Linked DNA regions of Homo sapiens: region 2 is linked to region 1. A link is a contact called in ENCODE Hi-C or POLR2A ChIA-PET data. All regions are on one chromosome and are shown on one strand. The core of a region is the stretch at or near the end of the contact, and the rest is flanking DNA. Distances in the headings are between cores, read along the strand shown.

Region 1 (5,179 bases), core at 198-2,697:
AAATAAAATTCATGTCCCAAAGCCATTATAAAATTCTGGGTCTCCAGCCTTTCCTTAGGGCTCTGGTTCAGTATCTTGAAATACTGCAATATTTATAGTGTTATGGAAAGTTCTTTTTCATTTCTGATGTTTTTATGTTTAAGAAACTTGCTGTTATTATTATCCTCTGGTAAGTAGGCACTGAAGGAAAATCCCTACTGCTGTCATCAAAGCCACATTTTCCTCCAAGACCGGCTTTGACTTGACTGAATTTTATTTCGAATGTAAAGATGCAGGCTGGGCGCAGTGGGTCAAGCCTGTAATCCCAGCACTTTGGGAGTCCAAGGTGGGAGGAACCTAGGACTTCGAAAACAGCTTGGGCTACGTAGGGAGACCTGTCTCTTAAAAACAAACAAAAAAAATTAAGAGTGGTGGCCTGCACCTGTATAGTCTCAGCTACTGGGGAGGCTGAGGCTGGAAGATCACTTGAGCCAGGGAGGTGGAGGCTGCAGCCAGCTGCAACTCTGCCACTGCACTCCAGCCTGGGCTATTGGGCGACAGAGCAAGATCCTGTCTCAAAAAAGGTAAAGTAGGTCATATCTTAATAAAAGTGCAGATTAATCACTAGGTACCAATTCATTTATCAGTGTTACACACCAAGAACAAAAGCTCTTCCTAAACTTAGGGGGAGAATTTCAGGGCTTTAGGAATTTGAAACCGTCTTCACAGTTCCTTCCCAGTCTTATTTAGGCCAGCTGTAGGCCACAGGCTAGAGCTTGAAGCCGTCCACCAATATCTCACTCACAGGACTGTCCTTAATGCACGAATACCTTTCCTCGAGCAAACTGCTTTTCCCTCTTAGACCTTGTAGCCAGATCATTTTACCGGCAAAAGTCTCAGACATCTCCTGTGAATAAAAGCTTACATTCTTTCCTTGCCAGTAGAAAAAAGGGGAACACGTAAGCATACGTGGCAAATTGCAAAGAGGGATGCATTGTACGAGCTGGTCAGATTGTTAATGAGGGCAATCCAAACAGAAGAGATTTGAGTGCTAAGGGAATACGGATCAGTGATTAAAAGGTGTTGTGAGAGGGAGAAATCTTTGTAAACTATGGCGCTCTTTAGTATTACTATTGGGGGGATCTAGGCAGGGGAAGAAGCAGGTGAAAGCGTTTTAGGCTTCGGCCTCCTCTTGTCGTCCTTAGCTGTCCCAGGCCAGGGCCATTCTATACGCCGAGGCGTAGTCAACTCTGCTGCCCTAGACTTGCCCACTGAACCCATGCCCCAGACTCACCTTTACCCGCTGCCCGGAAGCCAAGTCGCTACCACCTGCTTGAGCAACTCCCACCGCGCAGGCTCAGAAGTTAACGCTCTCCCGCCTTTCCCCGCTGCGCTACCTTCTGAGCAGGCGCAGCGTCTCCGATCCGTTCCCTCGCCGCGGCTCGACCCCGGTGAGAGCAAAGGCCGCTCCGCGCGTCGCGTTTTTGACCCATGACGGCGGCGCGCAGTCTGACGCGACAGATTGCGTCACTTCCGCCCCCTCCTGGGAGGCGGCGCTGGGCCGGTGGCAAGCCCCCGGAGGGAGCCGCAGTAGTACGACGGAAGATGGCGACGAGCGGCGGCGAAGAGGCGGCGGCAGCGGCTCCGGCGCCGGGGACCCCGGCAACGGGGGCGGACACGACCCCGGGCTGGGAGGTGGCTGTGCGGCCCCTGCTGTCCGCGTCCTACTCCGCCTTCGAGATGAAGGAGTTGCCGCAGCTGGTGGCCTCAGTCATCGAGAGGTACCGGGCGGCGGCTCTGGCGGGCGACGCTGTTGTGGGGGGAGGGGATTTCGAGCCGGATCGTCTGGACCCGCTTTCCGGGCCGCCCCCTGCCCCCTTGAGGATCCCCGCCACAGCCACGGCTTCGGGGTCCCGGGCCCGGGGAGACTGGCTTGCCTGGGTTTCCCTCCGCCAACGCATGTAAATCACCTCTACCTCAGTTTCCCCTCTCGAGCAAAACTTTAGCGGCCTCCCTGCGGGAGGGCGTGGCCGGACATGGTTGAGAGTGAGATGCATTCGCCCTCTTAAGGGAATGTTCACGGGGCTGCCCCTTGGGTCAAGTCACAGATGAGTTTGCATTTCTCGCCCGCACTCATCCTCCTAGCCTGGGCCGGAGCGGAGCCGTACGGTATAATTTAATAACGGTCTCCCCGCGGTGCTGTAATCAGTGGGGGCACGTGCTATTTCTGTGACTGAAGCCACTAGCTACATTGATGACCTCTTTTTACGTTGCACTCCTTGTGCATTCCTACTGTATCGGTCTTTGATTAAAAACATTTCAGTGTGTGTCTGAGAGATCATTTTCCCAGAGGATGTGTGGTGTGTGTGTTCTCTTGCTGCCTCCCATCCCCCTCGCATTAAAATATCATCACATTCTTTTACAAACGGTACTATCTGTTGGTTTCCTTTTGTGTGTTTTTGTCTTTTTGCACAGCGATTCTTAGCTAGTGACAGTTATGTAGGTACAAAGATGGTGATCTCAGAGTGCCTGCCTTTTCCTGACATACTGTGCTCAGAGCAGTCTTTCATTAGTTTAATGGTAGACTTTTGCTTTTAAAGCCAGACTGACTTTCATTTTTCTAGCCATACCTCATTTCAGCAACTCCCTGCAATTGTTAACTGGGTCATTTTAGCTTCACGATGACAAGGGTATATCTAGCTGCTATCCAGAGGTTAAAAATTGCTATTTGTTACTCAAAGGAGGCCCACGGTTTGACAAATTGTTTTTGTGCTTTTTCTTGTTGTAGACTTGTAATCCTTTGGATGCAGAGTTTTTAACAAATTATAATAAAATAATGGTTGAGTTTGGTAACTTCACAGTCAGCTTTACAGACGGATTTTGCTATCTAATCATCAGGCCAGGAATGTTCTGAAGATGTAAACAGGTTTCAAATATACTACTTTCAAATTACGTGGCTGCTTTTTGTTTTAAACATTTGGATTGGCAGTATTTTTCCTGACTCATACTCATGTTACGTAGAATCAGTAACGTTCCAGTCTTTTTAGAGCATTTGCTTTTATGTTTTTCTGGACATGAGCTGGATAGGTTATAAAATATTAATAATTTGTTGACACCCTTCCATAAATCCTGTATTCTGGGGCCACCTTTAAAGCTGTAATACTTAAGGAACACCCTCCAACCAAATACATCACTAGGTTTGAATTTTGCCATGTATGTGGTAGTGGTCTTTGCCATACCCTCTGTTTGTACAAATAATCAAGAGTTGTATTTGTAGACATTAATAAGATCTCTCTTTATGGCTTAGAAAATAAGTCCAAACTGATGGGTCTTTGGTAACGCATTTATTGGAAGGCAAGATCTCTTTTTTTTTTTTTTTTTTTTTTTGAGATGGATTCTTGCTCTGTCACCCAGGCTGGAATGCAGTGGCGCCATCTCAGCTCACTGCAAGCTCCACCTCCCAGGTTCACACCATTCTCCTGCCTCAGCCTCCCAAGTAGCTGGGACTACAGGTGCCTGCCACCACGCCCAGCTAACTTTTTGTATTTTAAGTAGAGATGAGGTTTCACCATGTTAGCCAGAATGGTCTCCATATCCTGACCTTGTGATCCACCCGCCTTGGCCTCCCAAAGTGCTGGAATTACAGGCATGAGCTACCGTGCCCAGCCGGAAGGCAAGATCTTTTAAGTCTTCTGGTTTTTGGAGCTCAGTTAGCTTTGAAAGCCTATGTGTCCTCTGCAGGCTGTGTGAGAGGAGTATGATCTAAAGAAAAATTTCCAGAAGAAATACCTGGCTTACAAGTTCTTTACAGTGAGAACAGCTAAACGTATCAAGTGTTCAGTTTGTTATAAAGCAGGCGTTGGCAAACGTCCTGTAAATGGCCAGATAGTAGATAATTTTGGGACATGTGGTCTCTGTCTGGACTGTTTAACTCTGCCATCATTGTGTGAAAGCAGCCACACACCATATATAAATGAATGGGCATGGCTGTGTTTAAAATTATATCTATGGGCACTGAAATTTGAATTTCATGTAATATTTACATGTCACAAACTATTCTTTTGATTTTTTTTTTTTCAACCACTCTTAGCCATACAAAAACAGGTGACTTCCTGGATTTGGCCTGCAGGCCATAGTTTGCCAACCCCTAGCTTGGAGCACACAAATTATACCCTGCTATCATTATTCTGGTTTTCAAAAGTTTTATTTATTTATTTATTTTTTGGAGACAGAGTCTTGCTGTGTCACCCAGGCTGGAGTGCAGTGGCACGATTTTACCTCACTGCAACCTACGCCTCCCAGGTTCAAGTGATTCTCGTGCCTCAGCCTCCCAAGTAGCTGGGATTATAGATGTGCGCCACCAGACCCGGCTAATTTTTGTATTTGTAGTAGAGACGAGGTTTCACCATGCTGGTCAGGCTGGTCTTGAACTTCTGACCGCAGGTGATCCGCCCGCCTTGGCCTTCCAAAGTGCTGGGATTACAGGCGTGAGCCACTGCACCCAGCCCAAAGGTTTTATTTATTTGTCTTTCTAAAAAGTAAAGGTCTCAGAATTGTGGGAGTATGTCTTGCATAGGAAGCTATAGTACCAGATGAAAGCCAACACTGTAGATGCTGAGGTGGGCCTTGTTGTCTAGCTAATCAGAGGTTGAGATGTCTAGGCTGCCACTTTAGTTCTGTGTTGCCACTCCCATCTTCTGCAGTTTCCTGGTTTTTTTCTCTTGTTAAACCTGCCATGTTTTTCTTCCTTGTCACCGGGGACCATCTGTTTTTCTGTTGCAGTCTACTACTCTCTGCTTCCTTTTTTGATATCCTGGCTCCATCATGCCAACTCTTACTTTCGACCTGGTAGCCTGCTTAGCCATTGTATTTATCTCTTGACCATTGAGAATGATGACGTGCTTGAGACTCCTCAGTACACCACATTCTACCTTCTTTTATAGTTGAAATTGACCTTTTGAAGAAAAGGTAGATTAAACGTTCCTAGGTCTAACCCCTGTTTCTTAAGTTTGACTTTGCAACCAAACTGAAATAGAGGAGGAATTGATCAACATGGATGAGTTGGAAAGCATACTCTCAAGTCATTGGATGTTTTAAAAGAAAAAGATATCTGAATTTATTTAAAGGGAAGATTTTTCTCTATAGCATGTAGCTAGCTAGCATGTCTTTTAGTAGTAAAGGCTACTAAAATATTTTTTCT
Region 2 (5,067 bases), core at 594-3,093, 180 kb before region 1:
TGCCGCCTGTGCAGGTGCCTTCTCATTGCAGAGGTGGCCATGCTCAGAGAGCCATTAGGCAAAATGGGTCGGAAGCTCCAGCCTCGGCTACATGAAGCTGTGCTTCCGTGGCTCAGTGTTCCTAATGACAAACTGGGGTCCCTGTAACGAAGCTGCCCTTGGGGAGTTGGGGAGCAGGCTTGTGTTTTCTCTACACTAAGTAGTGGTGGTGGGGTGGGGATTCCTGCATCTCTCATAGGCTGGTGGAGGCCATGTGTCCATCTGGACAGACCGGTGAAGGGAGCCCCACTGAAGGGATCCTGACCTGGAGGCCATCTCCCTAGGCGAGGACAGCCAGCTTGCAGGCCCTCACTGGGAGGCCTTTCCCAGCATGTGCTCTTGTACCTTTTTGAATTCTGACCTATGTGAATGTATTACCTATTATACATAAGTAAACACTTTTTTTCTTGAGTCAGGTTCTTACTCTGTCACCCAGGCTGGAGTACTGTGGTGCAAACACGGCTCACTGCAGCCTCGACTTCCCGGGTTCAAACAATCCTCCCACCCTAGCCTCCTGAGTAGCTGGGACTACAGGAACATGCCACCATGCCTGGCTATTTTTATTATTATTATTTTAGTAGGGACGGAGTCTTGCCCTGTTGCCCAGGCTGGTCTCGAACTCTTGATCTCAAGCGAGCCACCGCAGCTGGCCTTTTTTTTTTTTTTTTTTTAATTCTTAAGAAAAGCAGTGTGCCAGGGCCTGCCCTCACACTTGGAGTGACCCAGGAGGTGCTGCGTGCTGCCTCACTGGGTCTCACTCCAGCCGCGCTTTGCTCCTCTCTGTTCTTGCACTTGCCTCAGTGGCCTCTGCAGCAGAGCCTCATGCCAGCTCTTCCCTCTTCTTGGGATGCCCCTGTTATTTTTCCCTGCAGTCTTGGAGGGCCGGCTCCTTGGTCATTATTCACATGTCATCTCTGTGCCACCTCCTAGACTGCTGACTTGCCCCCACAGCAACCCCCTTCTGTCGTCTCCTGCAGGTTCGCTTCCTGCCTCTTTTTTTTTTTTTTTTTTTACCTTGAGACAGAGTCTCTCTGTGTCGCACAGGCTACAGTGCAGTGACACAGTCTTGGCTCACGGCAACCTCTATCTCCCAGATTCAAGTGATTCTCCTGCTTCGGCCTCCTGAGTAGCTGGGATTATAGGCATGCACCACCACACCTGGCTAATTTTTGTATATTTTTAGTAGAGATGGGGTTTTGCCACATTGGCCAGGCTGGTCTTGAACTCCTGAACTCAAGTGATCCACCCTCCTCAGCCTCCCAAAGTGCTGGTTACAGGCGTGAGCCACCATGCCTGGCCTACCCTTGCCTCTTGGAGATGCCTCTGTGGCTGGACTTTGCTGTCAGAGCAGGGCCGCCCATGTCCATCTCTTCCCGTGCTGAGCCCTTGCACCTGACACGGGCCTGGAGCGGGCATTCGGGGTTTATGGAACAGTGTGAATTTCTCCTTGACATGGATGTTGTAACCCCCAGTTCCAGAGACTTAGGAAGGTTACACTCAGCCAGCAAGTGACTGACCGAGGATTTGAACCTGTTCGGTTTCGAGGTTGGTGTTTTTACAGAATGCCACACTGTATATTTTGTTTCTGACACGAGTGTATGTGCCACTTGAAATGCTCTTTTATCTTTTTAAGAAAGTTTTGGGCCTTCTGGAAAAATAAAAGGAACAAATTGTCACAGAGCCCTCTGCTGGACGTCGGCAGCTGCAGCATTCTGGCGTGGCAGTTTCCTCTGAGTGCACCCAAGTACGCAGAATCTGTTTTTGATTCCTATCTTGCTGGTGGTGGGCTCTCGGCCAACAGGCAGATCAAAAGATGGAATGTGTTCATTTGGCCATTTTTTAAAAAACCGAGGTACAAGGGTGCACTTCTTAAAGACAAGGGCGCCGTGGGTTAGACTCCGTGGGTCTGAGCTGCTCTGGCTTTTGTGCTTTTTTTAAGGGTTCATCTCAAGTTTCTTTTTCTGGTTGAACAATTTTTTTCAACATTAATAACTAATGGAGAAGAGGAAGAGGCAAAGTAGAACCATATGGCGGCACAAACACGAACCTCACTTGTGGCCGGAAACTTCTGATTTGTATCTCTTCGTGTGATCAGCTGTTGGGTTGGATGATTTAAGAAAAAAAAAAAGTGTTCAGTTTGGGAAAAGCAGTTTCTTTTTGAACCTAGCTGTGCTGTATATAACTGCATGTCCTTCCTCAGACATTGGCCCGTAGCTGCGTGGCTCCGGTCAAGTTATTTCTCTAAGGCCCTGTTTCCCCTTCTTTAAAACAAGGACTGGAGTGCGTGTCTGTGTGAAGAGCCATTGTCAGGATCATAGGGAAGGGCAGGGAGAGCTGCTAGCATAGTGCCTGCCACGCAGGGCAGGGCTATTACGATCACCTGGTCCTTCCACGGATTATTATTCAGGTGTCACCTGAGGCCGTTGCCAATGGCATCCTAGTCTCTCCCTTACCTTCTACCTTCTGGGGTTTTTTCTTTTCCCTGCCCTAGTTCACTTTACCCACTCCCCACCCGTCTTTCCAGTGGCCTCCTGGGTACCACCGAGCCCGGCAAAAGTATCGGTGGTGAAGGACTTGTGGCTCCTGCTCCCTGGGGTGGGCACACTCCTGTGGCAGCAGAGGAACTGGTGGAGCCCTGAACTCCCACCAGAAAGACGGCAGGCACTGTCCTGACCAGTGTAGTGTTTATTATTCCAAGTCACTGGGAATTATGTTTAAATCCCCCCAACAGCCTGGATTGGTCTGACACCTTTGGTGTTATCTGAACCTTCCCTCCAAGGCCGTTAGGCAGTTCAGATGGGTGGTTTAGACAGAAACCATCCGGCTGCCGCGTGTCAGCACCGCTCCTCCTCCTCAGAGGCCCTCCCTGGCTTTGGAGGCGACAGAGCCAGTGCCACATGCACCCCAAAGTGAACTCTCGGCTTTGTTTGGACCTGTCGTTTCATTTAAATCACTGTACAAACCCATGGTCTGTGACACTTAATGTGATTTCTTCCACTGCTCTAAGCACTCGACATGAGTAGGGGGCGGGGGCCGGGGTTCAGATGAGTGTAGGGACTGGTTAGATTACAGAGATACACTGCCTTCATTCTGGTTCTGTAATATGGCCTCAGACCACAGGATTAATATCCACTTACATGGAATCAGCATGCATTGACTGATCCCTGCTGCAGCGGGCGTGATGCTGCGCTGAGGCTGGAGGGCCTGTCTTGGCCTCTGTAGGTGTGGAGTCAATTCACAATGAAAAATGCTAAGTGGTGAGGAAGGAGTAAGGTGAAAGTCATTGGCAGTATTAGAACAGCCATCCCCAAAGCATTTAGGATTCAGTTGATATTAGTGTTACTGCAGGAATTCTGAAGAATTTGACATCTTGATAAAGAAGTTGGAGTTTGGGCCAGGCCCTGAAGGATCAGTAAGATTTAAGAGAGCAGTGGGGATTGGCTGTCAGATTTAGCAAATAAAAATACATGGCCTGGCCAGGCGCAGTGGCTCACACCTGTAATCCTAGCACTTTGGGTGGCCGAGGTGGGTGGATCATGAGGTTAGGAGATAGAGACCATCCTGGCTAACGTGGTGAAACCCCATCTTTACTAAAAATAGAAAAATTAGCTGGGCGTGGTGGCACACACCTGTAATCCCAGCTACTCGGGAGGCTGAGGCAGGAGAATGGCATGAACCTGGGAGGCGGAGCTTGCAGTGAGCCGAGATCGCGCCACTGCACTCCAGCCTGGGTGACAGAGCTGGACTCCATCTCATTGAGAAAAAAAAAACACACGACCCATGTAACCTTTAGGAAGTAGTCATACTAAAATGTTATTCATTGTGTATCTGAAATTCAGACTGAACTGGCCTCCCTCTGTTTTATCCAGCAACCCTCAATGGGGAAGATGTTTAAGTGGGGGAATGCACGTGCATGTTCAGGGAGTGGTGAATGGGACCGTGTGGTTGTTTGAGGAGTTTCGGGCAGAGGTGGAGGGACGGCGTGGGTATGAGACGGGATCAGTGATGGTGCCAGGTCGTGACTAATGCACCTTTGGGCAGCTGCTGTGGTCCAAGTCTGTGGGCACACCATGTATTATTCCACATTTCTCATTCCCCATGACAACGAAAATGTTATTATTCCAGAGCAGATTATCTTTGATCAAAAGAAACAGCGCTGATGGAAATATGGCCAAAACTATGGCCCAGCTTAAGAGTTGATCCAAAAGGCAAAAATGGTGCCTGCTTGGGTGGAGTCCGTTGGCCATATCAAGTCCCAGAGGCTTTTCACTGTAGGACAAGCAGTGCCAGTTTTTGAGTTCCAGTTTAAATGTATGTTTTTCTGGGGTTGGTTAGTACCTGGCATACTGGCTTTCAGAAGTCCCATCACAGATCTTCAAGGGTGGTCTGTCTCCGTGCAGCTCATCTACTGTGTTTGACAAATGAACAGTCTTGGGCTTTGCCTAAGGTTCCGTGGCCAGCTCACAGCAGAGCAGAGGCTAGAACCCAGGTCTCTTAGTTCTCACTCTTTCCACCAATGCTGTGGCTCCTTGAGGTCATATGTTAATAAAAAATGCCAGGGCTTTCATGACAGCTCCGGTTCTCTTTGTTCAGTGCTTTCCCACCATACCATGGTTCATATCTGAGAGTGCTGGGTTGGAACCACACAGGAAACTTGTCATCAGCATCCATTCAGATTTAGTTCTGGACAAGTGCTTTTGCTAAAGATTCCTATTACCTGCCAATTTATTAATTTTAAAGTAAAGTTGATTGGAGTTTGGGAGGCTCCGTGTTGTAAAACTCCTCCTTTCCTCCCTCTTTCCCTCCTTTCTTTCCTTCCTCCCAAATATATTAAGCATTTGCTGTGTGTCAGGCACAGCCACAGGCACTGAGAATCCTGCAGTGAGTAAGATCGAAGTCCTTGCCCCAGTAAAACTTACATTCTAGTGAGGGATACAGATAACTGATCAATGAAAAAATACTCCACCTGGTGTTAAGTGCTAGGAAGAGATTACTCAGATGCTTTCGATTCATAGATGAATCTCTTGG

Evidence for each region. A loop is a pair of places that touch in the nucleus more often than their neighbours do. ChIA-PET counts read pairs that join two places held with the same protein, here RNA polymerase II (POLR2A). Pooled maps may share reads with other maps.
Region 2: a loop to region 1 is called in a pooled map, with 20 times the contacts of the local background. The contact joins the enhancer-like site here to the promoter of EMC1-AS1 in region 1. A Hi-C loop is called at or near these places in 9 of 50 pooled maps. POLR2A ChIA-PET finds 5 or more read pairs at or near these places in 3 of 52 experiments (A673, CD8-positive, alpha-beta memory T cell and activated CD4-positive, alpha-beta memory T cell).

Annotation. Positions count from the first base shown.
Region 1 is chr1:19,206,654-19,211,832 of GRCh38, reverse strand. EMC1-AS1 (EMC1 antisense RNA 1) reads right to left here and starts at 1,447. Exons shown (of 2, transcript NR_135114.1): 1 at 1,274-1,447. It overlaps UBR4 (ubiquitin protein ligase E3 component n-recognin 4), which reads left to right and starts at 1,567. Exons shown (of 106, transcript NM_020765.3): 1 at 1,567-1,760. The coding sequence starts at 1,585. RefSeq lists silencers at 483-552, 1,578-1,897 and enhancers at 1,178-1,227, 1,478-1,527.
Region 2 is chr1:19,388,172-19,393,238 of GRCh38, reverse strand. All of the region lies in intron 2 of CAPZB (capping actin protein of muscle Z-line subunit beta), which reads left to right. Among named protein-coding and RNA genes, the nearest start is that of SLC66A1, 78 kb to the right of the region's middle. RefSeq lists enhancers at 65-204, 1,737-1,786. Within about 2 kb of position 1,843, at least 33 of the 41 ENCODE cell types and tissues checked have a DNase peak (open chromatin) inside an H3K27ac peak, as active enhancers do; they include A673, where a contact is called at or near this core.